2 separate regions of the Homo sapiens genome follow, and region 1 is linked to region 2. A link is a loop called in an ENCODE intact Hi-C map of the cell type or tissue named here. Cell type or tissue: IMR-90. All regions are shown on one strand. Links, peaks and the distances in the headings refer to the core of each region. The heading gives the core; the rest is flanking DNA. Region 1 overlaps LINC00858 (long intergenic non-protein coding RNA 858). Region 2 overlaps CCSER2 (coiled-coil serine rich protein 2).

The links. Peaks named below come from ENCODE experiments on the same cell type or tissue, not always from the same donor. Only the 100,000 strongest peaks of a DNase experiment are listed, where the experiment ranks them.
Region 1: it touches region 2 in a loop (2.0-fold over the local background); 1 of 110 quality-filtered maps calls a loop at or near these places.

What each region holds. Positions count from the first base shown.
Region 1 is chr10:84,290,159-84,305,393 of GRCh38, reverse strand. It overlaps LINC00858 (long intergenic non-protein coding RNA 858), which reads right to left. Exons shown (of 6, transcript NR_038220.1): 5 at 13,257-13,987; 6 at 10,735-12,148. Among named protein-coding and RNA genes, the nearest start is that of LINC00858, 18 kb to the right of the region's middle. RefSeq lists enhancers at 7,019-7,519, 10,261-10,500. In IMR-90, for the core only: no CTCF peak of the experiment used is centred there; a DNase peak (open chromatin) is centred at 8,783; H3K27ac peaks cover 1,606 bases.
Region 2 is chr10:84,356,172-84,371,406 of GRCh38, reverse strand. CCSER2 (coiled-coil serine rich protein 2) reads right to left here. Exons shown (of 10, transcript NM_001284240.2): 2 at 1-393. The coding sequence starts at 354. Among named protein-coding and RNA genes, the nearest start is that of CCSER2, 35 kb to the right of the region's middle. In IMR-90, for the core only: no CTCF peak of the experiment used is centred there; no DNase peak of the experiment used is centred there; H3K4me3 peaks cover 237 bases; H3K27ac peaks cover 104 bases.

The DNA of each region.
Region 1 (15,235 bases), core at 7,694-10,193, 66 kb after region 2:
CTCCTCTTAACATCCTCCTTCCTCTGTGGGAGATAAGAATTTTAGCTTGCCCCATTTGAAAAGGAAGAGAGAGTTCAGAAGAGGGAAGAAATAAAGCACCAATCTCAATAGATCTAAATATGCATTGTCTTCAAATTCACATTATTTATGGCACAAACTACAGCAGGATTTTCATGTCTTTAGAAATTAAAAGACAGTGATAATACTACATGTTGAAGTAATGGATATAGTCAAATCATATAAAAAGATAAGCTTCTAGGCTGGGTGCAGTGGCTCATGCCTGTAATCCTAGCACTTTGGGAGGCTGAGGCAGTTGGATCACCTGAGGTCAGGAGTTTGAGACCAGCCTGGCCAACATGGTTAAACTCTGTCTCTACTAAAAATACAAAAATTAGCTGGGCGTGGTGGTGGGCGCCTGTAATCCCAGCTACTCTGGAGGCTGAGGCAGAGAATTGCTTGAATCCGGGAGGCGGAGTTTGCAGTGAGCTAAGATCATGCCATTGCATGCCAGCCTGGGCAACAGAGCAAAAACTCCATCTCAAAAAAAAAAAGGAAAAAAAAAGTATAAGCTTCTAGCTTCAGATGTTTTATTATATAAGAAGAAAGATGCGAGGTGTGGTGCTCCTGTGAAGGGATGGTGGAGGTGGTAGTGGCAGAGAAGGCCTCTACAGTAAAAACGGCACCTATGGCATGATCCCATGTGTGTACAATTACATACTTCTATGTGAGTGTGAAATATATCTTTAAAGTTCAAAATGATGAAAACAAAAGAAACCTTCCATTCAGGATGTTAGGAAAAACAAGGAAAAAAAATCTAAAAATGAAGAACATAACTGTAGGAGACCAGAATATGCTACCCCAAAATATGACTGTAGGAAACCAGAATATACTGCACCAAATATGCTTCTTTGGCATAAGGATTATCTTGAGCTGATTATTTTCAGCAACAGTGGCCACAGGAGAAGCTCTGAAACAGAGTATAAGTTACGCTTTGGTAAAGGAAATTTAAATTTATAGAGGAAATCTCCATTAGTAAGAGTGTCTTCTTCTCTGTACCAGGAAGAGAAGGATGGCTGTGAATCACAAGATATGCAGCCATAAAAAAGAACGAAATCATGTCCTTTGCAGCAACGTGAATGCAGCTGGAGGCTATTACCTTAAGCAAATTAATGCAGGAACAGAAAACCAAATACTGCATGTTTTCACTTATAAGTGGGACCTAAACATTGGGTACTCACGGACATAAAGATGGCAGCAACAGACACTGAGGACTACTAGAGGAGGGGGAGCACAAGGGTTGAAATAATATTAGGCACTATACTTAGTACCTGGGTGATGGGATCAATTGTACCCCAAACCTCAGCATCATGCAACATACCCATCTAACAAAACTGCATCTATGCCCTGAATCTAAAATAGAAGTTGAAAAACTGAAAACAAAACAAAACAAAACTCTACTAAAAAATATACTTTAAAAAAATCACAAAAATACAAAAATTAGATGGGTATGGTGATGTGCACCTGTAGTCCCAGTTACTCAGGAGGCTGAGGCAGGAGAATCACTTGAACCCGGGAGGTGGAGATTGCAGTGAGCCAAGATCGCACCACTGCACTCCAGCCCGGGCGACAGAGCAAGACTGTCTGTGTCAAGGAAAAAAAAATCACAACTCTAATACTCTAATCCATTGAGAAGGCTCCAACTTCAGTCTGCATAACCTCTCCTGGTCACCTGGTTTTCTGGCTACCTTCCCATAGCTTGCCTCCCTCACACCTTTCTTCTTTTGTTTTAGCTTAAAGCCATGTCTTTGGTATCTCTTATCTATTTATTAGATATATATGTTAATAAACTTCTGTTTGTTAATCTTCTTTTTGGTACAGGATTCCAGAGAAAACCTAGAAGGGTAGAAGAAAAAATATAATAAATATAATAAGGTATTACATATAATTACCCTATGTAATAAAGGTAACATAATTATTGAGTCTGAAAATAGGAAAAAAGTAAAATTAATAAGTAAAATCAAATAAAACAGCATAAACAAATAGACAAATTCTGGCAAATGTAATGACGAAAAATAAAACACAATTACTATGTGTACCAGAGACATTTTGAAAACATTAAACTATATATTTTTAATATTCTATAAATTATATTCCCCAGAAGCCACTCTGCCATTATGGCCCCAGGGAAGGTGACCAAATGTCTACCCCCCGCCCCCCCCCCCGCCGCCACACACACACACACAACAAAACAAGGCATTAACAATGAAGGAGTGACTTCCAGACAAGAGGGAAACAAAAGAAAGGCTCTCTGGTTCTGGGAGGAAAGTGAGGAGTAAGAAAGAGATGCATAGGATGTCAGATAACAGTGACCCTGCGTCTATCTCTCTACACATTCAGGTTTAATGTTAAAATGGAGGAAGATGGCAGATAAAAATTACCTTGGAACAAAAGCCTGAAGTAAGGGGGGTGGGTGGGGGGAGCTTGTGTTTCTCTTCCCAGTTGGTGCTTTGGAAAGGCGCCTCTGAAAAGGAGCCCTCATATCAACCTGGGGGAGAGGAGGCAGCATGGGATGTCCTCAGAGGGAGGGCTGTAGGAACCACTCCCCCTTCCCCACTCCAATTTCCCTTATGGAAAACCAGGAATCTAGGATATCTCTTAAGCTCTTGGTAATGTGTGGGGAGGCAGCTCGGTTGAGAGCCAGAGACCAGCCAAGGTACTACCTTGGTGAGAGCAAAGTGACTGCACAGCAAGGCTGTGGTGAAGATGTAGATGAGGGTACTCATTTCCAAAGTGTGGCTTTGGGACCTGCCTCACCTGGGAGCTTGTTAGAAGTGCAGACTCTCCATCCCACCCCAGACCTACTGATCAGAATCTCTGGATGTGGTGCCTAGGAGTCTGTTTTCACAAACTTTCCAGGTGATTTGCATGCATGCTGAAATCTGAAAGCACCAGCCTAGACAGACTGGCCAGGAGGCTGATGACAAAATGGTCTAGGCATGGAGGGCTTGCAGGAGTTTGCACAGGGAGGTTCCCATGAGGCCAAGGTGCCTGCTCCACTCCATGGCCAGATGTGACAGGGCACACAGCTGGGGAGGCTGCTGAAGACACGCTGTACTCCCCATCAGCCCAGACGCTGATTTCAGAAGTAGGAGACTGAATATTGACAGAATAATCAGAGACATAAACCAGAAGAGATTGCTAAACTTTTAAATGGCACATCTAAGTTTTCCTCATTATTACACACAATGGAGACTATCTTATGATCATTGCAGAGAAAATTAAAAGCTATACTCTTTGGACCTGAGTAGACTGTGTGAGCTTTTTATCTCAGCACACACACAAAACTTGGAATAATAAAATGCTGTTTGTGATGGACAATGGGTACTAACAAAGAGTAATACAAACATGAAAAGGAATACTAGGCAGCCATTAAAAATTATTGTTGACTTTTTTCTTAAATGGAAAAAGAAAACTATAAATGATCTACTCTTTTTTTTTTTTTTTTGAGATGAAGTCACGCTCTGTCACCCAGGCTGGAGTGCAGTGGCACGATCTAGGCTCACTGCAAGCTCCGCTTCCCAGGTTCACGCCATTCTCCTGCCTCAACCTCCCAAGTAGCTGGGACTACGGGTGCCTGCCACCACGCCCGGCTAATTGGAATATTACCCTTTTCCCCCAAAGATAACCACAATATATTTGGTGTATATATTTCAAATCTCTTTCCTGTGTGTGTGTGTGTGTGTGTGTGTGTGTACGTATATGTATGTGTATATATGTATATATGTGTATATATACATATGTATACATATATACATATATATATCTTTCCTTTGTGTGTGTGTATACATACATGTATACATATATATATACACACACATATATACGCATATACACAAAATATACACTATATACACACATAACTCCAATGATCTATTCTTAACTGGTAAAAAGAAAACTATAAAACAGTATCACAAAACGAATTTTTCTAAGGAGTTATGTGTGTATATAGTGTACAAATATATTGTGTGTATATGTGTAAATATGTGTGTGTATGTATATGTATACATATGTGTATACACACACACGCAAAGGAAAGAGATTTGAAATATATAGCACCAAATATATTACGGTTATCTTTGGGGGAAAAGGGTAATATTCCAAGTAGCTTTTGTTTTCTTTTTTTGCTCATGTGCATGGTCTATTTTTTTCTTTAACGAATATGAATTTTTGTGTGTGATTAAGTTGTATAAGGAGGTTTATTAAAGTGTGCTTTAGGAAAAAGAAATCCTATATTTAAAATGAGGATGGCGGCCAGGTGCGGTGGCTCACGCCTGTAAGCCCAGGACTTTGGGAGGCAGAGGCAGGTGGGTCACCTCAGGTCAGGAGTTGAAGACAAGCCTGGCCAACATGGTGAAACCCTGTCTCTACTAAAAATACCAAAATTAGCCAGGCGTAGTTGTGTGTGCCTGTAGTCCCAGCTAGCTACTCGAGAGGCTGAGGCAGGAGAATTGCTTGAACCCGGGAGGCAGAAGTTGAAGTGAACCAAGATCACGCACTGCACTGCAGCCTGGGCACAGAGCGAGACTCTGTCTCAAAATAAATAAGTACATAAATAAAATAAAATGAGGATGGAGTCTTCTTCTTATTATTATTTTTATTAGAGACAGGGTCTTACTCTGTCACCCAAGCTGGAGTGCAGTGGCACAGTCATAGCTCACTGCAGCCTCAAACGGTTGAACTCAAGGGATCCTCCTACCTCCTACCTCAGTAGCTGGGATTTCAGGCACCAGCCACCTAATCTGGCTAGGATTGCTAAAAAATAGTAATAGCTACAATGTGTTATGTGTTTATTAAGCAGTGGGTCTTGCTCTGAGCACTTTGCATGTATTTATTTATTTAAATCTCACAAGTGCCCTGTGAATTAGGTACTCTTATTACCTTATTTTACAGAGATAGAAGCTGAAGCTGTGTGTCCCCGCATGTCACACAGCTGGAAAGTGACAGAGTCAGGGTTCTAGTTGAGAAAATAGGATTGATGCACCTGTACTCTTAGCCAGCACAGTGTTGTGTTTTAGATATGCCGTTAACATGGTATAGCCACACAATGAGACCAGATAGCATTTGCACCAAATTCCAAAAGATACATATTGCATAAAAATGCCCACAAGATAATTTTAAATGGAAAAAGCCATACACAGAGCTGTGTGAAACTGGAGAGTTGACCTGGTCTTCCCCAGTCAGGGCCAGCTGCCTCTCATGTGTGGAAGTAGAGAGAAGGTTCTGACCCATGGTTCAGGAGGGATCCTCTCTGGGGGTCCTCAGCATCAGGAGCTCTTCCCTGCTGGATGGCTGGAAGAGCATGACCTGCTGGATGGCTGGTCTCTACCAGGTCACCTGGGCCCTGGCTGCTGCTGGTCCTCCAAGGCAGCACAGGGATGGTAGGGCAGTGCATGAGGCCCCTCTCCTCCAACCCCCTTGCAAGCCCCAGGGTATCTGCTTCCTACAGCAGCCATCCCAGAAGGCACATTTTCATTTTACAGATGGTTGGGGCAGTTTTTCTTTATAGATGTATAAATTTTTAGTAAAAGTTATACACAAACATGGCTAAGAGTTCTAAGAGGATACATGATGAAGATAATGATAAAGCACTGCTTTGTGCCACCTCTGACCATACCCTATCTCTCCCCAAGCGTACACTCATAGTTGTAGTTTACTAAATTCGGACATTGCTGCTTTACCTCCTATAGATCATGATTTAGCCCTCTTACATCACCCTCCCCTCTCTTCATTCTCCCAATGTAGCTCTATTTCTATTTTTGGTCAAATCAATAAACAGGCTACCTTATTAGGTCCACACTGACAATGTTCTTTGTAGAGCTAAGGAGTGCGTTTTGACCACATTGTCCTTCTTGTATAGCTCTGTGTCTTTCTTTTCTAATGTCCTAACATTCTTTCTTTTCTTCCATTAGACAATAAACACAAAAACAAAGTCTCTGTGGTATCAGATACAGAATTATCTTCTTTTTTTTCTCCCCCCAGGAGAAAAAGCTCCCTTCCAATGACCTCTGTCTTCCTACTACAATCTGGGCTGTCCTGACATAATTTGGGGGCTTTGATTTGGGCAGTTGAGGAAGAAGATTTGCTTCATTGAAGGTAGTGATTAGCACTTCTCCCCAAAATCCAAAGGGATGGGGGCAGGTGTGGTGGCTCACGCCTGTAATCCCAGCACTTTGGGAGGCCAAGGAGGGCAGATGGTGAGGTAAAGAGTTCGAGACCAGCCTGGCCAACATCGTGAAACCCTGTCTCTACTAAAAATATAAAAATTAGCTGGGTGTGGTGGCACACGCCTGTAATCCCAGCTACTTGGGAGGCTGAGGCACAAGAATCGCTTGAACCCAGGAGGCAGAGGTTGCAGTGAGCAGAGATTGCGCCATTGCACTCCAGCCTGGCAACAGAGCGAGACTCCGTCTCAAGAAAAACAAACAAACAAACAAGACAAAGGGACGGCAATGGGTTGATGGGCCCCTCACAGAGGGTGTAACTGAGGACACATCCCAGGTCCAGCCTTGCTGTGGTGATGCATCGTTCTTTAAACCTCCATTCCGTTTTGGGCAACAGAAGCCCCCCGTCTGAACAACAGGATCTCCTGCCCCACTCCCATCCCTTTCTATGACTCCAGTGTCTTCCCTTAGTCTGATTCTTTCATCCTGAGCAGTCCCCAGGCTTCAGCAGATGGTCAGGAAGCCCCCCATTGAAGACGTTCCCTGTGCATCCTGGGATGGGAGGGACTTCGGTGCTCAGATACCAGGGGTCCAGGTTGACACTACCACTGGGTCAGCTTTTCTTGTCAACTTCCCTCCCAGTGTGACCCTTGGGCTCTTCTGCCTCCTTAAATTATGCACCTGTTACATCAAGCATCGCCACCCACATCTCCCAAGGACAAACACTAGTACCAACTGTCAGGGACCATGCCCAAACCCACAATGAGGAAGGAGCCCTTTCCTTAACATCCTCATAATTAGGAGCACGCCTCCCTTTTTCCTGGGAGTCAGTACACCACATTGTTATGCTGCGCCTGTGTCCTGTTTGGCTTGCTTCCTGCCTTTTGGGGCCAGCCTGAAAAATAAAAAAGCCACATTATGCTTCAAAGGAGGCTCCCTTGGTTACCCTGAGAGGGGCTGTGAAATGGCCTTTCCAAAAAGACCTTCATTTAGTTTTTAGCCAAGAGTCTTTGTTCTCCCAAGTCCTTCTGAAGGAAAGGGAGATAATAGCCAAGGATGTGTTACATGTTTCGTATTTTACATATATTGGTGGAAAACAGGCTGGAAGAAAATATACCGGTATTTTAGCCGTTGTTATCTCTGGATATGAATGTAGAAGTGATACTTTTTCTTTTTCATACTTTTCTGCATTTTTCTTTCTTTTTTTATTCGTTTTGGTTATTTTCTTTTTTCCCTTTCTCTCTTTCCTTCCTTCCCTCCCTTCCTTTCCTTCCCTCCCTTCCCTTCCCTTCCCTTCCCTTCCCTTCCCTTGCCTGCCTGCCTGCCTGCTTGCCTTCCTTCCTTCCTTCCTTCCTTCCTTCCTTCCTTCCTTCCTTTCTTTCTTTCTTTCTTTCTTTCTTTCTTTCTTTCTTTCTTTCTTTCTTTCTTTCTTTCTTTCTTTCTTTCCTTTTTAGACAGAGTCTTGTTCTGTCACCCAGGCTGGAGTGCAGTGACACGATCTTGGCTAATTGCAATCTCTGTCACCTGGGTTCAAGCAATTCTCCTGCCTCAGCCACCCAAGTAGCTGGAATTATAGGCATGCACCACTAAGTCCAGCTAGTTTTTGTATTTTTAGTAGAGATGGGGTTTTGCCATTTTAGCGAGGCTGGTCTTGAACTCCTGGCCTAAAGTGATTTGATCACCTTGGCCTCCCAAAGTGCTGGGATTACAGGCATGAGCCACTGCGTTTGGCCCACTTTCTGCATTTTTCTAATTGCAGAAACTATATCTAATTTTTGAAACTATGTTCACCATCTGGCCAGGCACCATGGCTCACACCTGTAATTTCAGCACTTTGGGAGGCAAAGGCGGGCAGATCACTTGAGGTCAGGAGTTCAAGACCAGACTGGCCAATGTGGTGAAAACTCATCTCTACTAAAAATACAAAAAAATTAGCCAGGCATGGTGGTGCATGCCTGTAGTCCCAGCTACTCGGCAGGCTGAGGCAGGAGAATCGTTTGAACACAGGAGGTGGAGGAGATTGAGCCACTGCATTTCAGCCTGGGCGACAGAGGGAGACTGAAAAAAAAAAAAAAAGAAAAGAAAAGAAAGAGAGAAAGAGAAACTATATCCCCATGAAATGCTATTTAACAAATGTTTAAAACTATTTAAATATATATAACATAGCAGGAGTAAAAGAGGTCATTTTGAGTTTGAACTGGAGTCGGATCTATGTGGACACATCTGCCACTGGTGTGCTGGGAGCAGAGGCCTCCTTTGTGAGGATGGGCACCCCAGAATGTCAGAGATGGTTAGTCACAGCTGTTTCCCTAGCACCAGCAGTAGGCACTCAAAATATGTTTTTAAAACACATTAGTGAGTGAATGACGGGGGAGGAATTCCTGTAGGTTGAGCCTGATCCAGTCAGGAACTTGGTTGGCACCAGGGAGGCAGCCAGACTAGGCGTCCCTCAGCTTTGTCTCTCAGCCCAGCCTTTAATGTCCTGGGAGAACAGGATGTTGTAAGTAAAGACGGAAAGGCCGTCATTATAACAACAAACAATCTTGCTTTAGAGCTGCACGAAGAAAATGCATCACAGAAGGCAGGGAAAGTATATTCACTGCCCTGCTTCTCTGTAGGCCACCCACATTCTTTGGCAAAGGGGACTTCTCTGTGAAACAGAGATGAAGCCCATTCCCTGGAACTAAGGTGCTTGGTGAAGCAACAGTAGCAGCCAGCAGCTTAAACCTGGTTTTAAGCACGCTGGAGGCGGCTTCGACTTTGTTTTCACCATGTAGGCTACTGTTACAAAACTTCATTAGAGAACAAGACACGCTTAAATTTTTCTACTTGTGGGGAGGGTAGTGGCAGTTTCTGTTTGTGTTTCCTCCCACCCCCACTTGGTCAAGCCTAAAGCTTATTCTTGAGCATCAGGAAGCAGAAGCACAATGGGAAGTGGGACTTTCCACTACAATCATCCTTGAGTATGAGGTCTGGGGGCTAATCCTTTCTTGTTCACATGTACAGATTAACAATGCAATGCCCATATGGGTGTTCACAGCATTTTTGCCAAACCCCCAGGCTCTCTGGGACAGAGACCTTACTATTTGGTTCAGGTGACTACTTTCTTCACTCCTCGGTGATGTACCTGCATGAAATGTCCCCAGTCATCATTGCTCGGCAGTCAGAAACTGAGGAAGGTGGATGTTCTCAGTCCAGTGGGTCTCTGGACATCAGTTGTCCACTTGAGGTACAGGAACAAATCTCTTTTTTTGTTTGTTTGTTTTAATTTTTTTGTTTTTTGTTTTTTGTTGCTCTTGTTGCCCAGGCTGGAGTGCAGAGACACAATCTTGGCTCACTGCAACCCCCGCCTCCCAGGTTCAAGCGATTCTCCTGCCTCAGCCTCCTGAGTAGCTGGGATTAGAGTTGCCCGCCACCACACCTGGCTAATTTTTGTATTATTAGTAGAGATGGGGGTTTGCCATGTTGGCCAGGCTGGTCTCGAACTTCTGAGCTGGTGATCCACCCACCTTGGCCTCCCAAAGTTCTAGGATTACAGGTATGAGCCACCACACCCGGCCCAGGAACAAATCTTTCTTACTTCATTTTTATCTCTAGGTTATGGAAAGGGGTGATGGGGGTGGGGGAGGATCCTCTGCATTGTCTTCCCTAAAAAATAGGATCAACTGGGGAGACTTGTGAGCATCCCTTGGAAGCAAAGATGGACTGAACATACCTGTCTAGGTGTCCACATACTCTCTTCAGACCCTGTGAAGGCTAATTTTTCTTGTCAACTTGGCTAGGCGATTGGGGCCAGTTGTTTGGTCAACTAGTCTGGATGTTGTTAGGAAGGCATTTTGTAGATGTGATTAACATTTACAATTGGCAGACTTTAAGTAAAGCAGATTACCCTCCATGATGTGGGTGGGCCTCATCCAATCAGATGAAGGCCTTAGGAGCAAAAGCTGAGGTGTCAGGGGAAGAAGGCATTCTGCCTCAAAACTGACATAGAAATCCTGTCTAGATTTCCAGCCCACTGGTCTGCCCTGCAGACTTTGGGCCCAAGATTACAATTTCAACTCTTGTCTGAATTTCTATCCAAAGGGCCTGCCCTAGATTTCAGACTTGCCAGCATCCACAATTGCATGACTCAATCCCTTAAAATAAATCTCAATCTTTCTCTTTCTTATTGTTTCTGTTTCTCTGAAGAACCCTGACTGAAACTGACAAAGCCTCTCTCATTGACCACACTCTGAGCCCTCTTCTCAACTAGGCCTCCTCCATGGCCTGCTGAGCCCAGTTTTAGCAAAAATTCTGCTGAGGCAGTTTATTGGGAATCCCCCCTGCCCTTGATATCTAATCAGGTCTCTCTCCCCTATCCCAAGTTCCCCATAGTAATTCTCTGTCCTCTGCCTCACTGGGCCCACTGGCTCTAAAGCCCCACTTGTCCCTGTTTGTATTTGAAGTTGAGTTCCATCTCTCTCCCTGTCCCCTTCTGTTTGGGCTGCTATAACAAAATATCATCAACCAGAAGGCTTATAAACAACAGAAATTTATCTCTCACAGTTCAGAAGGCTCAGAAGTCCATGGTCAGGACATCAGCAGATTCAGTGTCTGGTAAGGGCCAATTTTCTGGTTCGTGGATGATGCTTCCTGGCTGTGTCCTCATATGATGGAAAAGGTGAGGGGTCTCTCCCAATGCCTCTTTTAGAAGGGCACTGATCTCGTTCATGAGGGCTCTGGCCTATGACATAATCATCCCTTAAAGTGCCCACCTCCTAATTCCTTCATCTTGGAAGTGAAGTTTCAACTTATGAATTTGAGGGAGACACAAACATTGAGACCATAGCACTTACCTATTGCAATGCTCTTAAATAAACTGTCTTGCCATTTTTAACAAGTGTTTGGTGAATAATTTCTCTTTAATAATACAGACCCTATACCTAATGCCAGTAACTATAAGGACTTTATAATACTCCAGAGTCAGACTCAATTTCTCATCTGGCTGCTGCCTCCTGTGTTCCCACAGCAATCTGAAGTACTGAAGTCAAAAACAGCACATGGGCCTTGCAGCATCTGGGGTGCAGCAAGCAGGGTGAAGGGGGAGACTGCCTTAGAATGGAGGGTGGCAGCTCCAAGGAATGGGAAAGCTTCTCAATCCCTTTGGTCTAAGTGGGAAAACAAAAGAGCTGGCAGCAATCTGGGGTGAGTTAGGGCCCAGGAGCTAAAAAGCAGGCCGGTTTCATGATAACGAGCTTCTTTTTTGTGTAGGATGACTGTAGCAAGTTTATCTGCAAGACCCACAGGGACCTCAGCAATGACACATTGTGGGATAGATTGGGAAGCCAGATTAGGTAATCACAGAGCTGGAGCACCTCTCTAAGAACCAGCTGGGGCTCTGCAGGGGTGTGACAAGTGCTCATCCGGATGAGGGACTCACAGAGACAACTGGCACATTAAACAGATTGCACTGTCATCTTCCTGACAGCACGCCCACAAAGGACCATGCTCAGCTGTCATCTTCAAGTGTGGGAGCAGCTTCCCTCCAAGCCCTGGGCAAGAGGCCACAAGATCCAGGTGGGGACCCAGCCTCAGACAAGTGTCCAGTAGTGGAAACTAGTAGAAAACCAGGACAGATGGGCAGGGACAACAGGGCAGAGAAGGTGAGGCCTGAGGCTTGGTGGGTACCCCAAAAGAGGTTTGGCTTGGTACAGATCATGAGTTGAGGCCATGATATCCTCCTGTCTGGTAAGGAATGGTTCCAGACATGGCTGGAGTTGCTGCTTCTGAGGAGTGTCATGAAGACTGCAACAGGGAAGGCTTGGGGCCCTGAGGCCAAGTCCGTCATGTCATTCCAGCTCCCCTTCAGGGAATGTGGAGATACACTAAAGGAATGTCTCTCTTTTATTGTTGAAAATGTGCACCTTTTCCTTCAGAGGCCTGCATCACTGCACAGAAATAATAATAATAATAAAACTACCTAAAGTTTGTTGAATAATTTCCTTAGGGAAAGCACATGACATACATAATTGCATGTAAACAACCTTATAGTTCCCATTTTAAAGCTACAAAACCCACCGGGCACAGTGGCTCACCCCTGTAATCCCAGCACTTTAGGAGGCCGAGGCAGGTGTATCATGAGGTCAGGAGTTCAAGACCAGCCTGGCCAACATAGTGAAACCCCCTCTCTACTAAAAATACAAAAATTAGCCAGGCATGGTGGCAGGCGCCTGTAATCCCAGCTACTCGGGAGGCTGAGGCAGGGAATTGCTTGAACCTGGGAGGCAGAAGTTGCAGTGAGCTGAGATTGCACCACTGCACTCCAGCCTGGGCAACAGAGCGAGACGCCATCTCAAAACAAAAACAAAAACAGAAAAAAAAAACCTGAGGCTTATGGAGTTAGTGCCCCCAAATAACACAGCTGAAAACTTAAGTTTAGCACAGTGAAAACTTAATGCAAATGTAGGCAATCTGAGTCAATACTTAACCACCATGTTATTATCTTAGCATAAAAGTTCATTCTAAAGTATGCTGACCTGACCACATCTCAGGCATACTGAGATTACTGACAGTAGCTTTAGGACCAAATGACCAGGAGCCTAAATTTGCCTCTGCTATTTCCTGGCTGAGTGACCTCAACATGCACTGCTTATTGGCAATAAGAGTCAGATTCTTCATCTATAAAATGAGGATGGCAATGTATGTAGTATGTAGTAATCATCCGATATGATTACTTTCTGGTTTGAAACCCATCTTGAAGCCAGGCCTGAGATGTGGTTAGGTGAGGGCCCCATTCTGTTCATTGGGGACCTTACCACACACAAGGGGATCTCTAGGTTGGCATAGTCATTTCCTCAGGACATTACCAGCCTAAGTCCTCATCTTCTGGAACAGTCTCACTTTCTCCCACTGAGTAGGAATGTAGCTATTTGTATTCTCTTTCTAGAAGCAAGAGGACCTCTTCTGAAGGGTGAAGAGGAGGTATGAAGACATCAGCATCACCTGGATTCAAAGAAGAGAACTGACCATAATAAATTAGAAAACAATTTGTATTACCTGCTTCAAATACTCTTTAGACAGGTTGATAGTCCAAAGTGTTGTTGACATTTTGGAAATAGTAGCATCCAACGTGTGTAAGGAGCTGGGCTTTAGAATGAAAGATCTAGAATTAAATTCTTTTCCCACTGCTGATTAGCTGGGTGGCCTTCAGGGAGTTGCTTAAATTCTCCATGCCTCAGGTTCTTTGTCAGTAAGGAAAATGCTGCATTGGGTTGTGACTAAAAACAAAATGATATTTATAAAGCAACTATCCTGGTGATGAACACAGAATGCAAGTTCTATCAATGTCCATTCTTTTCTTCTTCTTTGTTAAAAAGGTATATGTGTGTAAAGACAACTCACATCAGGCTAGAAAGCCTTGGTTGATTGAAGTTTCATTTCATTTTAAGAGATTTCTTTTTCCTGGGGATCTCCAACTCTGCTAGAAAGCTTATAAGTCCACATGCTGCTGGTGGGCTGAAGTCAGAGCCCTTCTAAGGACACCAATGGGATCATTCAGCACTAGGACTAGGACAGCACTGGCTCTCTGGGTTTCCCTGTTCCAATTCTGTGGCACAACTTCTGGCCATGGTGCTGAAAGACACTTTTCTTGATTTCTTAACTACTTTCCCTTCTCTCCACTTCATTCAGTCACAGGGTGGCTCATGGTCTTGTGGGCAGCCTGGGCTGGCCCCTGGTGAGTCCCCATACATAAGCCTCACAGCTCTTCACTGGAGCCTTTTGCCCAACTTAGGAAGACGAAGAATTGAGGTTGGAAAATAGGAGACAGGTCAGTTCCAACAATTTCTGATTCAGTGTTCATTCTAATGAACAGCTCCCTGCTCAGAAATGTAATAACAATGCTGATAGTTAGCATTCATTTAGTCCCTACTGCTTTGCCTGTATTATTAAATTAAGTAATGATATCTTATAAGCAACTCTGGCCTGATATATAGTAAGTACTTATAACTGTTGTTTTTGCTATTGTTATTTTCACTTAATTCTCTCAAATCTCTGATGAGCAGAAATTGCCATCCTCATTTTACAGATGAAGAATCTGACACTTATTGCCAATAAGCAGTACCTATTGAGGTCACTCAGCCAGAAAACAGCATAGGCAAAATTATGTTCCTGGTCATTTGGTCCTAAAGCTATTGTCAAAACATTACACTACCTCTGAAGATCCTTCTGGCCAAACAGGCAGAGGTCAGTATGATTACTTGACCCAATCTATTTCTTCTGAGCTCAATTCAGTGGTGCGTTGGGGCTCATATGAGCTTGCAAGAACCAATTGTGTGCATTTCTTCCCAACTCTGTGTTGGTAGCATGATGTCAACCAGTGGGAATATTTGCACCACACAACTAGGTAAACACTGCAAATCAGGGCTTTCTAAATTTTTCTGGAGATATGGATTAGCAGTACTTAACTAGCCAGGATTATTAAACTAAGACATGGGTAATGTCAAGGACTATCATATATGCCTGTGGATTTTAGTCTATGGTTTTCTGACTACATATATACCATGAGAGAGAAATGGGATTCAACACAATTGGTGTTATTTATTTCTGCATAACAAATTACTCTGAAATTCAGTGGCTTAAATAACAATAAATATGTATTATCTCTCAGAGTTTCTTTGGGCCAGGAATTTGGAAGAGACTTAGTTGGCTCTGTTGGATGGTTCTGGCTTGGAGTCTCTTATGAAATAGCAGGCAAAATGCCAGCTGGGCCTCCAGTCACCTGAACAAAGTTGTGCCACTCACATGGTCGGCAAATTCGTGGTGGCTATTGTCAGGAAGCCTCAAGTCCCAATCACATGGACTTCACAGAGGGCCACTTGAATGTTTTCACAATGTGAAAAGATAAACAACAGCCTTCTCCAGGGTGAATAATCTGAGAGAGCGAGGTAAAAGCTGCAACATCTTTTATGAACATCAAATTCTGCCATTTCCATAATATCCTACTGGTCACACATCAGCCCTATTCTGTGCAAGAG
Region 2 (15,235 bases), core at 7,646-10,145:
AGAAACACTTTTCAAACCTCCCTTTATCCCATTTTTATCAAACATTCCTTGAGTAGGAACACGTTTTTCAGGATCAATTATTTTATCATGTGAATTTTGAGTATTGTTAGGCTCTTCGACACCTTGTGCACAAAGCTGATATTTATTTGCTTTCCTCCAATTAAATGAATGAGATGATGGACAATCAGAGCCATTATTTTTGATGTAACTTTTGACATTACTATTCTTGGAAGTTCCTAATAAATTAACAGGTGTCCCATTTGGCATTGGCTGCAATGTACTTCTTACAGATTTTGTTCCATACTTTGGCAACTTGGAACCCAAAAATGTCTTGATTTGTGTTTTTTCTTCCATGAGCTATAAGGTGCATTTGTTCTTAAAAGTTGAAAGAATCTGTGAAGAGAAAAAAGAAGTACATTAAACATTCCTAAATAAGGATAATTACATGAATTATTACATAATATGATACTTACACTTTTATACGCAGAAAAACCCAAAAGCTACTCATGATTCCTACAGAACTCCTGGCAAATACCGAATGCACTAATTAAATTAATAACTTTATGTTGGAAGAAAATAAAGAACATTTTTATAAACTTTTATAAATGTATGCTATGAATGACAGCAAAATCTAGAAATAAAATTAAACCACCAAATTTGACTATGTAAAAAATAATACTTACAGAGTACTTCTTCCAATTTCCAATCCAAATAATTTTTTCATTTTGGGTAAAAGTCTCTCCTTTAAAAATAAGAACATATGGAAAGCCACAGCCAGTGCACTCAGGCAAGAGAATGAAATAAAAGGCATTCAGATTGGAAAAGAAGAAGTCAAACTATCTCTGTTTGCCAATGATATGATTATATATCTAGAAAATCCTACGGACTCCTCCAAAAGATTCCAAGATTTGATAAATCCAGTAAAGTCACAGGTTGCAAAATCAAAGTACACAAATCAGTAGCATACCAACAATGACTAAGCTGAGAATCAAGAACTCAATCCCTTTGACCATAGCTGCAAAAAAATAAAATAAAATACCTAGGTATACTTAACCAAGGAAGTAAAAGATCTCTACAAGGAGAAGTGCAAAACACTTCTGAAAGAAATCACAGACAATGCAAACGAATGGAAATACATCCCACACTCATGCATTAGAGGAATCCATATCATGAAAATGACCATGCTGCCCAAAGCAGTCTACAGATTCAATGCAATTTGTATCGAAATACCAACATCATTTTTCCCAGAATTAGACAAAACAATCCTAAAATTCATATGGAACCAAAAAACAATCTTAAACAAAAAACCAAATCTGGAGGCATCACATTACTCAACTTCAAATTATACTACAAGGCTACTATAGTAACAAAAACAGCATGGTACTGGTATAAAAGTACATACATAGAGCAAAGGAACAGAGTAGAGAACCCAGAAATAAAGCCAAATACAATCAACTGACCTTTGACAAAGCATACATAAATGAAAATTGGGAAAAGAACGCCTTATTCAATAAATGTTGCCAGGAAAACTGGATAGCCACATGTAGAAGAATGAAATTGGATCCCTATCTCTTACCATATACAAAAATCAACCAAGATGGATTTAAGACTTAAATCCAAGGCATGAAACCATAAAAATGCTAGAAGAAAACCTAGGAAAAACTCTTCTGGATATTGGTCTAGGCAAAGAATTTACGACTAAGACACAAAAAGCAAATGCAACAAAAAAATAAATGAGACCTAATTAAACTAAAAAGCTTCTGCTCAGCAAAAAATAATCAGAGTAAACAGACAACCCACAGAATGGGAGAAAATACTTGCAAACTATGCATCTAACAAAAGATTAGTATCCAGAATCTATAAGGAACTCCAACTAATCTGCAAGGAAAAAAATAATCCCATCAAAAAGTGGGCAAATAACATCAACAAACATTTTTCAAAAGAAGGTATACAATGACCAAGAAACATGAAAAAAAAATGCTCAACATCACTAATCATCAGGGACGTGCAAATTAAAACCACAATGAGATATCACCTTATCCCAGCCAGAATGGCTATTATTAAAAAGTCAAAAAACAATAGATATTGGCATAGATGTGATGAAAAGGGAACATTTAGGTACTGCTGGTGGTAATGTAAATTAGTACTACCTCTATGGGAAACAGTATGTAGATTTCTCAAAGAACTAAATCTACCATTTGATCCAGCAATCTCACTACTGGGTATCTACCCAAAGGAAAACTGTATCAAAAAAAAAAAAAACCTGCATATGTATGTTTATCACAGCAAAATTCACAATTGCCAGATGTGGAACCAACCTAAGTACCCATCAACCAATGAGTGAATTAAAAAAATACACCATGGAATACTACTCAGCCATAAAAAAGAATGAAATAATATCTTTTGAAGCAACGTGGATGGAGATGGAGGCCATTATTCTGAAGTAATTCAGGAATGAAAAACCAAATACCACATGTTCTTACTTGTAATTAAGAGCTAAGTTATGGGTATGCAAAGGCATACAGAGAGGAATAATGGACACTGGAGACTCAGAAAGGGGGATGATGGGAGAGGGATGAGAGATTTTTTAAAAACTACACAATGTAGTAGGGTACAATGTATACTATTCGGGTGGCACGTGCACTAAAATCTCAGACTTCACCACTACACAATTCATTCATGCAGCCAAAAATCACCTGTTCCCTTAAAGCCAGTGAAATAAAAGGTAATTAAAGAACATATTATTTTTTTAAAAAAATACATGGTTTTATAAAAGCTAGAAGACATTCGAAAAACCTTAATTACTAAAGTCATGAGAATTTTTTTTTATTTTTAAAACAACTGATTCCAAGTCAACCCTGGCCTAAGAAGTAGAGTTCCTATAATACATGTTATTATGTCAAAAGTAAATATTTAGAAAATCGTACAAATGTTCAAGTATAGAGTGAAAAAAGACTAAAGAACGTCCTGTTACCAACAACTAAGAGATATATATATATATTTGTGTGTATGTGGTTTTTTTCAGCAGAAAACCTATCAGTTACACACTGTAATACAAAAAACTATTTAAACTAAGAACTTATAAAGTTTAAAAAGTAGCGGACAGAAAAAAATTCTGTATGGTACAGTATGACTGGCAGCCTGATTACTGCCTGGAAGCAGTAGTGAGAAAGAAATGTGAACTAAAAAACTTGAAAATTTTAAGAAATACCTCTAGTTTGGATAGAAAAAATTTGATTTGCCATGCCCTACAAAAGTTGAGGAAAAATATCCCGAGCACAGAGGCTTCAAAACCTAGGCAGAGGCATCACCAGGATCTGCCAACTTCTAAGTCCCTATACTGAGTTGAGGGAAGGATCTGAAGCCCATAGACATGTACTGTACCCTCAGCAGTATGAAATGAGACTGGTATAGGACATTTAACGCAATCTAAGGAGATGGGAAAGCATAGGGCCACAGAAGGGCAAAAGCGAAGTCTTGACCTAGGTATCCAAATTAAGCCTGAGCAAGACAAAAAGAAATGCCCATACAATCATATAAACAGTTTCTTGTAACACAGAACAACCTAATAAGAACATGCATCTAATGAAACAAAAGCCCAAAGATGAAAAGACAAAACAGGTAAATTGAAAAGAAAGGCTTCAGCGTTAAGGAAACCAATTAAGAAGAACAATGAATTTGAAAGAAAAAAAAAAAAAAGCAAGGAAAAGAAGCAAAGACTTAAACAAATGGCAAGGAGAAAAATCTTAAGGTAACAAGAGTATATCGAGGAGGCTAAGGTGGGTTGATCACTTGAGACCAGGAGTGTGAGACCAGCCTGGACAACATGGCAAAACCTCATCTCTACAAAAAAAATACAAGAATTAGCCAGGCATGGTGGCACACACCTGTTGTCCCAGCTACTCAGAAGGCTAAAGCGGGAAGATCAACTGAGCCCACGAGGTTGAGGCTGCAGTGAGCCGTGATCAAGCCACTGCGCTCCAGCCTGGCTGAAAGAGTGAGACCCTGTTTCAAAAAAAAAAAAGTATCGAGGAGAAAAAAAAGACAAAGATATTGAATTAGAAAGAAAATGTAGGACAAAGGCTGAACAGAAAGATAATTAGTATCCCTGAAGTAGAATAACTAATTAAATGGAAGAGAAAAGGCAGGAGGACATAATAGAAAATATCCCTAAAATAAAGGTGAAAAAAAATCTATGGAGGGAAAGAAAAAATATATCAAATCACAGATGCAAATACGTATCCTATTTAAGTTAATGAAATACCAAGGATAAAGAAATAATTCTCCAGAAATACAAGTAGAGAAAAAAAATCACCTTTAAAAAATTTTTTAAACTTGGAATATACAAAGGAAATAACTGGATAACCTTCCAAAGAAATGCTGGAGCCTCTGGGGATAACTTAATCCTGTAGGAATCACATTAATTTTACCATTAAAAATTTATTCTAAATTCACCACTTCCATTCCACAATTCTAGTTCTTATGCTCATCATTTCTTCCTGTACTACTACCAAGGATTCCTACATTTGTCAAGATTCCAACCTTACTTCTATTCAAACTGTCAGCAGTTATCTTCTTAAAGCAAAGATCTGGATCACGTCATTCTACTGATTAAAAACCATCTGTGAGACTAGGAACAACAAAATAAAACCCAAAACTCATTGTACAGGGAGCAAGCTACTCTATTTGATTCTACCTTATCCTTGTTATATACTTAAGCCAAGATACGTTATTTGTCATTGCCCAAAATCCATCCTATATTTTCTAACTTCTTTGCCTTTGCTAAAGACCCCTTGGAAGATTCTATCCTCAAAGTCCAAAATCACCACATCCACCAACATTTCCAGTTAAAATTAATCTTACATCATTCTCTATTCTCTTCACAGCAATAATATAGCTGAGTTTGTCTTCTAATTGTGTGCATGTCTATTTGACCCACAGGAAAGTAAACCTGCTGAGAACATAAACTAAGTCTTATATACTGTACTTTGAGGCCAGCTACAGGACTACAAATTTAATAGATCCTCAACTTTTAAGTAAATTCATAATCTCTTAATGTAAATTAATTCAACAGTAAGGAAAGACTAAAAAAGAACTTTGTTTTGTGGACCTGTGATTGACTGGTAATAGCTCCCTTGGGCAATATGTTGAAAAGGATTCCGAGGCCGGGCACAGTGGCTCACACCTGTAATCTCAACAGTTTGGGAAGCTGAGGCGAAAGGATCGCTTGAGCTCAGGAGTTGAAGGCCATACTGAGCAACATAGTGAGACCTCATCTCTACTAAAAATTTAACATTAAAATTTTTAAAAAACAAAAAGGATGCTGAGGTCAAATCTAGCTTCTGAAGTAGTGACATGATCAAGCAGCAATGTTTGCCAGGAGCAGAGCAAGGGACAGTGGCAATATCCATGCCAGACAACTGTCTTCCTCATTTTTGATAATGGTCTTTTCCACAAAACATACTACCATACCCACAACCACTTTCGGTATAAACATAAGAAAACTGGTATTGATATTACATATTAGGGTCATTTTGCAAATCAATAAATAATACATGTTAAAGATTAAAGAGCCTGTGAGTCAGAAAGGCTTTAACATTTCCCCGCCTGTCACAAGTAGACCACGGAAAGAAAATTATATTCTTTCCTTTCTCTATGCCTCTATTTTCCTGCCTAAGATGAGGGTAATACATGTTATCTCCCAAGAGCATCTTCAGTATTAATAACTTAGAGGCACAAGATGAGCCCACAAGAGAGACACACTGTTACTGGTGTTTGTGGTTCCACCAGTTTGTGGGGGAAAAGAATAATGTTAGAACCTGAATGTGCTATTCTCTATGAAGAATAACGATTTCTAAATGTACAAATAATTGCAACACAAATCACATCAATCATCTTGAACTTTGGTCTTAAGATAAACTAGTCTGACAGCTCCACTATGAAGTTTACGTTATGAATATTATCACTTCATTCGTTGATGAGCTACCATCTGTCTTTAAAAGTTCATGAAATTTTCCCTTATATTTGCTTATAATTTTGAAATAAAATAAAATAGACATTGTGAGTCTGCTTCATTTTGGTAGCCATGCTGTCTTTGATGCACTTTACCTAAACTGTAATCTGTTAGGTGTCTAAAAAATCCATTCATTAACAATTTGAAAAAATATATGTTGCCTACATCATCTAATGATATAATCTCTGAGACACTTTAATACCATCTGTGAGCTTTAATTTAGTGGTGAACTAAGACTAATATCTGGACCAGTGCTTGAAAATGTCAGTTTTTTTTTAGTTTCTGCAAGAATAATTTTTTAAAGTATAGCAAATTTACAGTATTGGTATTTAATATTTAAAAATTTTTTTCAGGCCGGGCGTGGTGACTCACGCCTATAATCCCAGCACTCTGGGCAGCTGAAGCATGTAGATCACCTGAGGTCAGGAGTTCGAGACCAGCCTGGCCAATATGGTGAGACCCTGTCTCTGCCACAAATACAAAAATTAGCCAGGCATGGTGGCACACACCTGTAATCTGAGCTACTCGGGAGGCTGAGGCACAAGAATCACTTGAACTCGGGAGGCAGAGGTTGCAGTGAGCCGAGATCATACCACTGCACTACAGCCTGGACAAAAGAGCCAGACTCCATCTCAAAAAAAAAAAAACAAAAAAAAATTCAAAAATACTTATAAATGCCTTTTTTTAAAACTGTAAATCAAGCTTCTCGCTTTTAAAAGAAATCCACAATTGGATAAGGGAAAAGCAGCAGCAAATATTATTAAGCACTTACATGATAGGTACCATGCTTACCACTTCATACTTTTTGTTTAATCTTCATAACATTATAAGGTAGTAGATTTCTTCCCATCTTAAATAGCTAAAACCAAGATTCAGAGAGGCTAATATACTTGTCCAAAGTCACAAATTCATAAACTGTCAAAGAGGATTCGGGTTCAAGTTTACCTGATTCCAGGGCCAATGAAAACTGCCTTCATGACAAAGGAATGAAATACAGTCAGTGAGCCAAGCAATGATGTTACAGTCAATAATGGACTATATTTACAACGATGGTCCCATGAGATTACAGTGGAGCTGAAAAATTCCTATAGCCTAGTGACATGCTAGCCATTGTAACATTGTAATGCAATTACTTTATTTTTTACATATTTATTGTATCTGTTTGTACAGAGTTTATAAAGTCTATACTAGTGTGCAATGATGTCTTAGGCCTTCACATTCACTCACCACTCACTCACTAACTCATCCAGAGCAACTTTCAGTCCTGTAAGCTCCATTCAAGTGCCCCATACTGGTATACCATTTTTTTCTCTTTTATATAGTATTTTTATTGTAACTTTTCTATGTTTACATAACTTTAGATAAACAATTCCTTACCATTGTGTTACAACTGCCTACAGTATTCAATACAGTAATATGCTGTACAGGTTTGTAGCCTATAAGCAAGATAGTATACCATATAGCCTTGGTGTGTAGTAGGCTATACCATCTGCATCTGTGTAAGTATACTCTATGATGTTCACAGAACAACAATGGCCTAAGGAGGCATTTCTCAGAACAGATCCCCTTCGTTAAGCGATGCTGCCTGTATTCTGAGAAGCCTACTAACAACAAGGGACAAGAATGAAGGAAGGGACTGAATGGCTAATGTCAGAGGAAAACCATAAAGACTGCAAAGGACCTAGATATTAATTACAGAAATTTAGCAGAAGAACAGTAAGAGCTGTCACTTTTTCAAACTCCTTTCATATCCATTACCTCATCATCTGAGGAACCACCCACTCACTGTCTTTTTTTAGTTTTTCAAATAGTTTTTTAGAAGGTATAAATTGTCTGCATTTTAGGGGTTTAAACAGACATAAACTCACTACTAAGTACAAGAGCAATTAACTGAACAACAATACTGATGACTACACACGTATAAGCAGTTACTTCGGAAATCTGCTTTCAAGTTCAGACAACTAGATCAGAATTTAAAGTAATTTTTTTTAACCTTGTGTTACTCAACTACTTCTTTCATATCCCCTTTTCCCATTTTTTCCTGGCTGTCATCTGTGGCATAAGCTGATTCAAAGGCTTGATTATAGCAATTAAATAAGTGGCCAGGCGTGGTGGCTCACACCTGTAATCCCAGCACTTTGGGAGGCCCAGGCAGGTGGATCACCTGAGGTCAGGAGTTTGAGACCAGTCTGGCCAACATGGTAAAACCCCATCTCTACTAAAAATACAAAAAAAAAAAAAAAAAATAGCTGGGTGTGGTGGCTCACACCTGTAATCCCAGCACTTTGGGAGGCCAAGGCGGGTGGATCACCTGAGGTCAGGAGTTTGAGACCAGCCTGGCCAACATGGTAAAACCCCATCTCTACTAAAAATACAAAAAAAAAAAAAAATTAGCTGGGCGTGGTGGCAGGCACCTGTAATTCTAGCTACTTGGGAGGCTGAGGCTAAAGCATTGCTTGAACCCAGAAGGCAGAGGTTGCAGTGACCGGAGATTGCGCCATTGCACTCCAGCCTGGGTGACAAGAGTGAAACTCCATCTCAAAAATAAAATAAAATAAATTAAAATAAAATAAAATAAAATACCAATTAAATAAGCAAAAATGACAACTTTAGCCAAAGTAAAGGTTTAAAATGGTGCGCTTACTTCCAGATTCTTCAAAGTTTTAAAGAGGACATGCCATGCTCAACACAAAGCCTCTTTATTGTATCAATATGACCTTTCTGTGCTCCAGCTACAACTTCATTTTCACTCACATAAATGGAGTTCAAAGTAACTTGTAAAAGTTAAGCTCAAAAGGAATTTGTGGTTTAAGAACATTAAATAAGGTTATTATGCAGATCCAATGTATATTACTTCCTGAAATTTAAACTTAAAAGAACAAAAATACTAACAAGAGGAACCAGAAGTTCCCCTGGCCAAACCATAAAAATTTCTCCCTCCAAATTTTACCAGTTGGTACAGGAACACAAAACTCAAATACCTGTGGGGCATGCAAATGTCATTAATGTGCAGAGGGCTAGGAAAAGATGACACATGCCAAACTACGTCAATATTGACCCATATACTGCCTTTTAAAATAGTAGACACCTATAACAATTAAGTACAGACATTTTACAAACACCAGGTCAAATCAAAACAAGCAAACATTTAACATTTCAGTCTATACAGGATCTGCTTGAGCAAAGTTCCCTATATTAAATTAAATGGGCAGTAGGGACAGGGCCATAGGAGATCCAGCATCAGGAAGAACAGTAACAGGAGTAACATTAACATGGATGGAAGACTACTAGGCCATAAATTCACTAATGGCACATACTGGGTTTGATTCACCAGAATACACTACTCAAGCCCCAGCTTGCTCAGTATATGACAAACAGTAAATACCTAAACATGAAACATTTTGTAAACATCTACATACGTTAGAATTATAGTTTCATAGAAAAATGTTAGTGAGGCCAGGCACGGTGGCTCACGCCTGTAATCCCAGCACTTTGGGAGGCCGAGGTGGGCGGATCACCTGAGGTCGGGAGTTCAAGACCAGCCTGACCAATGTGGAGAAACCCTGTCTCTACTCAAAATACAAAATTAGCCAGGCATGGTGGTGCATGCCTGTAATCCCAGCTACTCGGGAGGCTGAGGCAGGAGAATCCAAAAATCCAAAACGCAGAGGTTGCAGTGAGGTGAGATTGCACCACTGCACTCTAGCCTGGACAACAAGAGCGAAACTCCATCTCAAAAAAAAAAAAGAAAAATGTTAGTGGTAGTTTCTACATAATAGAATACAACATGGTAATGAAGACCTAATTATTGCTATATGCAACAATACAGATAAAACTAACAGGATCCTTTAAACAAGAGAATCCAGAGACTTGAGGATAAATATAGTGTGATTCCATTTATATGAAGGTCAGATTTCCATTTTCGATGTAAAAAGCTGCAATTAATATCACTCCTACCTAAAAACCTGGAAGAGCCAGATAATCTTCAAAATCATAACCTTTCATAAGCCCATCAGAAAGCTGTTATTGTAAGGCAAGCAAGTCAACCAAATTCCAAAGGGAGACAAGCCCCTCCCAGGAGAGACGGGACATTTAACAGTTTCACTTTTGGCTGAGCATAAAAGACAGAAATGACCACCATAAAAAGGAGTAATAAGCTAACATTTTAATGTCTGCTTAAAAGCCAAATGTGGACTAGCACAACAGCAAGCTCTTCCTCATGGGCCTCAACCTAGCATTCAAGAGAAACATATAAGAAAGCCCCCTCTTAACGGCACAGGCATGCAGGAGGTGATGAAAGCCTGCACTGGAACAAACACAAACCCTCTCACTTCCCTGCCTCCTTCTGTCCTCTGAAGCAAAAGCCTTAAACTGCTGGGGAAGCAGCAGCAAGACTTCTCACCCAGGGGCACAGGAAAAAAATCCAGTGCATGTGGAGGAAACAGAATGGAATGGGAGAAATGTTCAGTTGATCCATTTATGTGAGAGTAAGGTCAAGAACTGATTAAAGTAATTATGATAATATGTGTTAGAATACAGCAGTGGTTCCACAGTGCTTGTGTGTATCAGAATCACCCGGAAGACTTCATTAAAACAAGATCTCTGGACTCCACTCCCAGAGTTTCTGAACCAACATATCAAAGGTAAGGCCTTAGGAAAAAGTATTTTTAACAAGTTTCCAGGTGATGTTGATTCTGCCGATCTGGAATTCATACGTTGGAAATCCCTGGGACAGAGACTAACTCTGCAAGAGCGGGCTAACTGAAAAGGGGTTGACTGAGACATTGGCAACTTGATCTGGATGGTGTAAAATTCACCAAGAGTACATCATTTAAGATTTATGTATTTTATTGTATGTAAGTTATACTTCATTTTTTAAAGCTTCTCTTAAAAAATTAAAAGCCTCAAACTGCTTCTACTCCTATAAATAGTAAAAATAAGCCTTACTGCAAAGACAACTTATTCTACAAATTGATAAAAGAAATAAGCATGTATCCTGCTCTTCTTGTATTTCAAAGTAACCAAAAAATTGATGGAAAATCTTCTTTATAGAAGAACCACAACTGATAAATACAGAAAAAAAGATAGAATCACAAAGTAAGAAAATCTGAAACACTCCATTAAATATCAAAACACCCCTCAAAAAAGGGAGTGTGACAGTTAAAACTGAAACTATTAAAAGGTAAGTGGTAAATAACACCAGGGATTAATTATGCTGTTTTCTCTACACATGATGTTTGAAAACATCCATATAAAACTTCCATTTAAAAAAGTAAACCCCAGCCAGGCACAGTGGCTCACACCTGTCATCCCAGCACTTTAGGTGGTTGAGACAGGTGATCACCTGAGGTCAGGAGTTCCAGACCAGCCTGGCCAAGATGGTGAAACCCCATCTCTACTAAAAATACAAAAATCAGCTGGGTGTGGTGGCAGGTGCCTATAATCCCAGCTACTTGGGAGGCTGAGATAGGAGAATCACTTGAACTCGGGAGGTGGAAGTTGCAGTGAGCTGACATTGCACGACTGCACTCCAGCCTGGACAACAGAGTGAGACTCTGTCTCAGAAAAAAAAAATAAAATAAAAATAAAAAAGTAAACCCCAAATAAGGATGCTTTCATCAGGGAAAGAGATAGGAAATAAATTTCAGCACATTCCACATTATCCTCCTTCTCTTAGCATTCATTTTCATTCTCTCTCAGGAGCACTTATATACCCCTATTCAGAGAACTCCCAAACCCTGGATCTCTACATTTAACTCCTCCTACAAAAGACAAAGGACTCTTGAATTAGCAAAATCATAAACTTCTAACTACCCTGACCAAGGCTGATCAGCAGTAGCATCAATAACACCTAGAAACTTGTTAAAAATAGATTTTCTAAGGCCTTACCTTAGATATAGTGCTCAGCAATTCTGTAGAGCCCAGAGATCTTGTTTTAATAAAGCCTTCCAGGTGATTCTGATACACACAAACACTGTGGAACCACTGCTCTATTTTAACCCCTATTATCGTAATTAGTTTAACCTGTTCTTGACCTGACCCTCACATAAATCAACTAAACATTTTTTACATTCCATTCTGTTTCCCCCAGATACAATGGACCCTTCAGAGTTGCAGGTGCACCAGGGGGAGATAAATGAAGTCCCCTCCCAATTCCACAACTGTATAAAATACTATTGATACAGTAATGCCTGAATTAACTCATCCTAGGGGAATTAAGTAATCCTTTGGACATAAAGCACTTTTTAAAAAGAAAAAAAAAAGTTGGGACAAAAAAGTGTATGTCCTGAAAATTAGATATTCCTGGTCTTGAGTCATTTCCAGTGGGAGAAGGTTACAGGAATCTTTCTGAAGAGCAAACTTCACTAAGCAAAGCAGGGTCCTAGGACCAGGAGACAGTAAATGCCTAGGTTCACAGGTCCCACATACAGAAACTCCTCTACTTTCAACTCATAAGCTTCTGTACATATGAACAAGGCAACCAATCAAAATGAAAGTTTCTCAGCAATGCCTGACACCAAAGGAAAATGTTAGCGATTATTTACAAAAAGAATTTATGAACAGCCTTTCAGAACTTAAAACTGTTTGTAAATAAATGAACTTCTGTACCTGAAAAGAGTGGAGATGGTGGAGGAGGGAATAGTTGAGGCAATCACATTACGTGTCTGTGTATAATTAATAAATATATATATACACGTGTGTGTGTGTATATATATATACATATATGTATATGTATATATATATACACATATATACATATATATATATTTAGATAGGGTCTCACTGTCACCCAAGCCAGCATGCAGTGGTGCTATCACAGCTCACTGCAGCCTCAACTCCTGAGCTCAGGTGATCTTCCCATCTCAGCCTCCCAACACATATATATTTGAATTTAGACAAAGTAAAATTACTTTCCAGAGCTAGAGGAACATTAATGGTATAGGTGATTCCACCCATCATTCCACTCTATAAAAATATACTTACAAAGTGAACATATAGGAAAAGACATGAATCTCCTCCTCTCTCAGTAAGTCTCAGTTTATACATGCTTGGCACAGTATGAACAAATTACCAACAGTGATATACTACTATCTGAAAATGGGTATTTTTTGCAGAAGCCAACTCTCTGAACTGACCAACTCTTTGGTACTCAACCAAAGCTGCAAGAAAAGATAACCAGGTTAAACTTAAGTCACCATCTGGCTTCTCAACGGCAACTATACAAGATTTTTAAACTCCATGCTAACTTTAGACCCTAACCTCACCCAAAATGTCCTATTTCATAGTTATCTATGTCTTCCAAACCACTGTAGGCAGGGGAAAACAGAGGTGAGCAACTCAAGAGGCATGTGTGTTCTTTACTGTCTAGATGGCTAAATTCCACCTAATGGGAAAGGAAAATCATACTTAAAATCATGCATTAAACCACATTCTCTTCTTCAACAGAACTACTATATGCTTTCCATAACACCATTATGTCACCCATAGAAGCATTATTTGTCTACTAAGTATTTACTGAACATCCATTATGTGCCAGCAACTGCACAAGTTATTGTGGATACAGTTGTCACAGACAGATATGAACCTTGCACTCCTAGAGCTAATGGCCCAGCAAAGACTAGACATTTAAAAACACAAAAATATGGCCGAGCGCGGTGGCTCACGCCTGTAATCCCAACACTTTGGGAGTCTGAGGCGGGCGAATCACGAGGTCAGGAGATCAAGACCATCCTGGCTAACACGGTGAAACCCCGTCTCTACTAAAAACACAAAAAAATTAGCCGGGCGAGGTGGCAGGCACCTGTAGTCCCAGCTACTCGGGAGGCTGAGGCTGGAGAATGGCGTGAGCCCGGGAGGCAGAGCTTGCAGTGAGCCGAGATCACACCACTTCATTCCAGCCAGGGTGACAGAGAGAGACTCCGTCTCAAAAAAAAAAAAAAAACACAAAAATATAATAAATGTCATAAAAAAGAAATATGAGGCCATACACTGGGAAGCAAGTCCAATGGAGGGAAAAGGGAGCTAGGGAATTTTCAAGGTTTCTATGGACGGTGTAGTTAGTCATCAGCCCCAATTATTCGACTAATTGTAAAGGTTTATGCCTGACTTGTTGGGAGTTCTGGGGTTAACAGACATGTGTTTACACATATAGTCTTGTGTCTGAAATGCACTACCCCTCACCCTTCACACATTCTTCATGGTATCAAACCGTCTTTGCAGAAGCCAAACCCACCAGCCTCAGATGTGGGCTCTCATTTCTTGTCAACACACCAAGTAATGCCCCTCAGACACTCAAAGTTTATTTTCCCTCCACTGGAGGCCAAGTTCTTTGAGAACACAGACTGACTTTCAATCATCTGCTGCCTCAGTCAAGCCCTAAGACATAGGCTGGCACCTAACTGGTTTTTTACAAATGTAGGTTAAAAGCAAGAATAAACAGCATATTCCTTAACAGTGTCTTGCTAGGTATTTTACTAATTTTTACCTCAAATTTACATTATCAGCACATCTATATGTATATACACACACACACATAATGTATAACAGCTTATCACACAATTGGCAGTATATTTCAATTAATATCTGAGGTCCTATAGAACTGGTTTATAAGCTCCTATTCATAGGTTCCTGTTTACGTAAGTAAAACAGGTACTAATGCATGATATTGATTTTTTTCCACCTCTCCACAAACTATATTGGGTTACTAACCCTAATGAAGAAACCGATCTCTTCCCTGATAGCTTCCTTCTTAATAATGTATTCTAATTTAGAATCTCAATCTCTACGCATATCCACGACACCTACTTCTTTCATTTTTTTGAAGAAGGAACTTAAAACTTTTGGCATAAAACATTTTTTTAAAAAAATACTAAATTACAAAAGAAATAGAGTATAGCGCAGTTTTAGTCTCAGTATGACTGTGCTCTTCAAATACTGGCTCCCTGTATGATTTAGTTACAAAATGTTTTAGATAATTGCTCACACAACTCTTAATAGCAACTAGGACACCCATACCTTAACATTTTTTAAAAGTAAAAATCCTTAAAATAGTTAACAGCATTTAACCAATCCCGAGTACCGACACTGAGAATCTGCTTGATTTGCCAAATACCAAAGTGACTAAAGTTAGGTGCAATGTTTGCCTCTATGAATTAATTATAATAACCATCAAATATCTCATTGTGCTTAGGACTAACAGAACTCAACTTCTTCCTTTGTAGA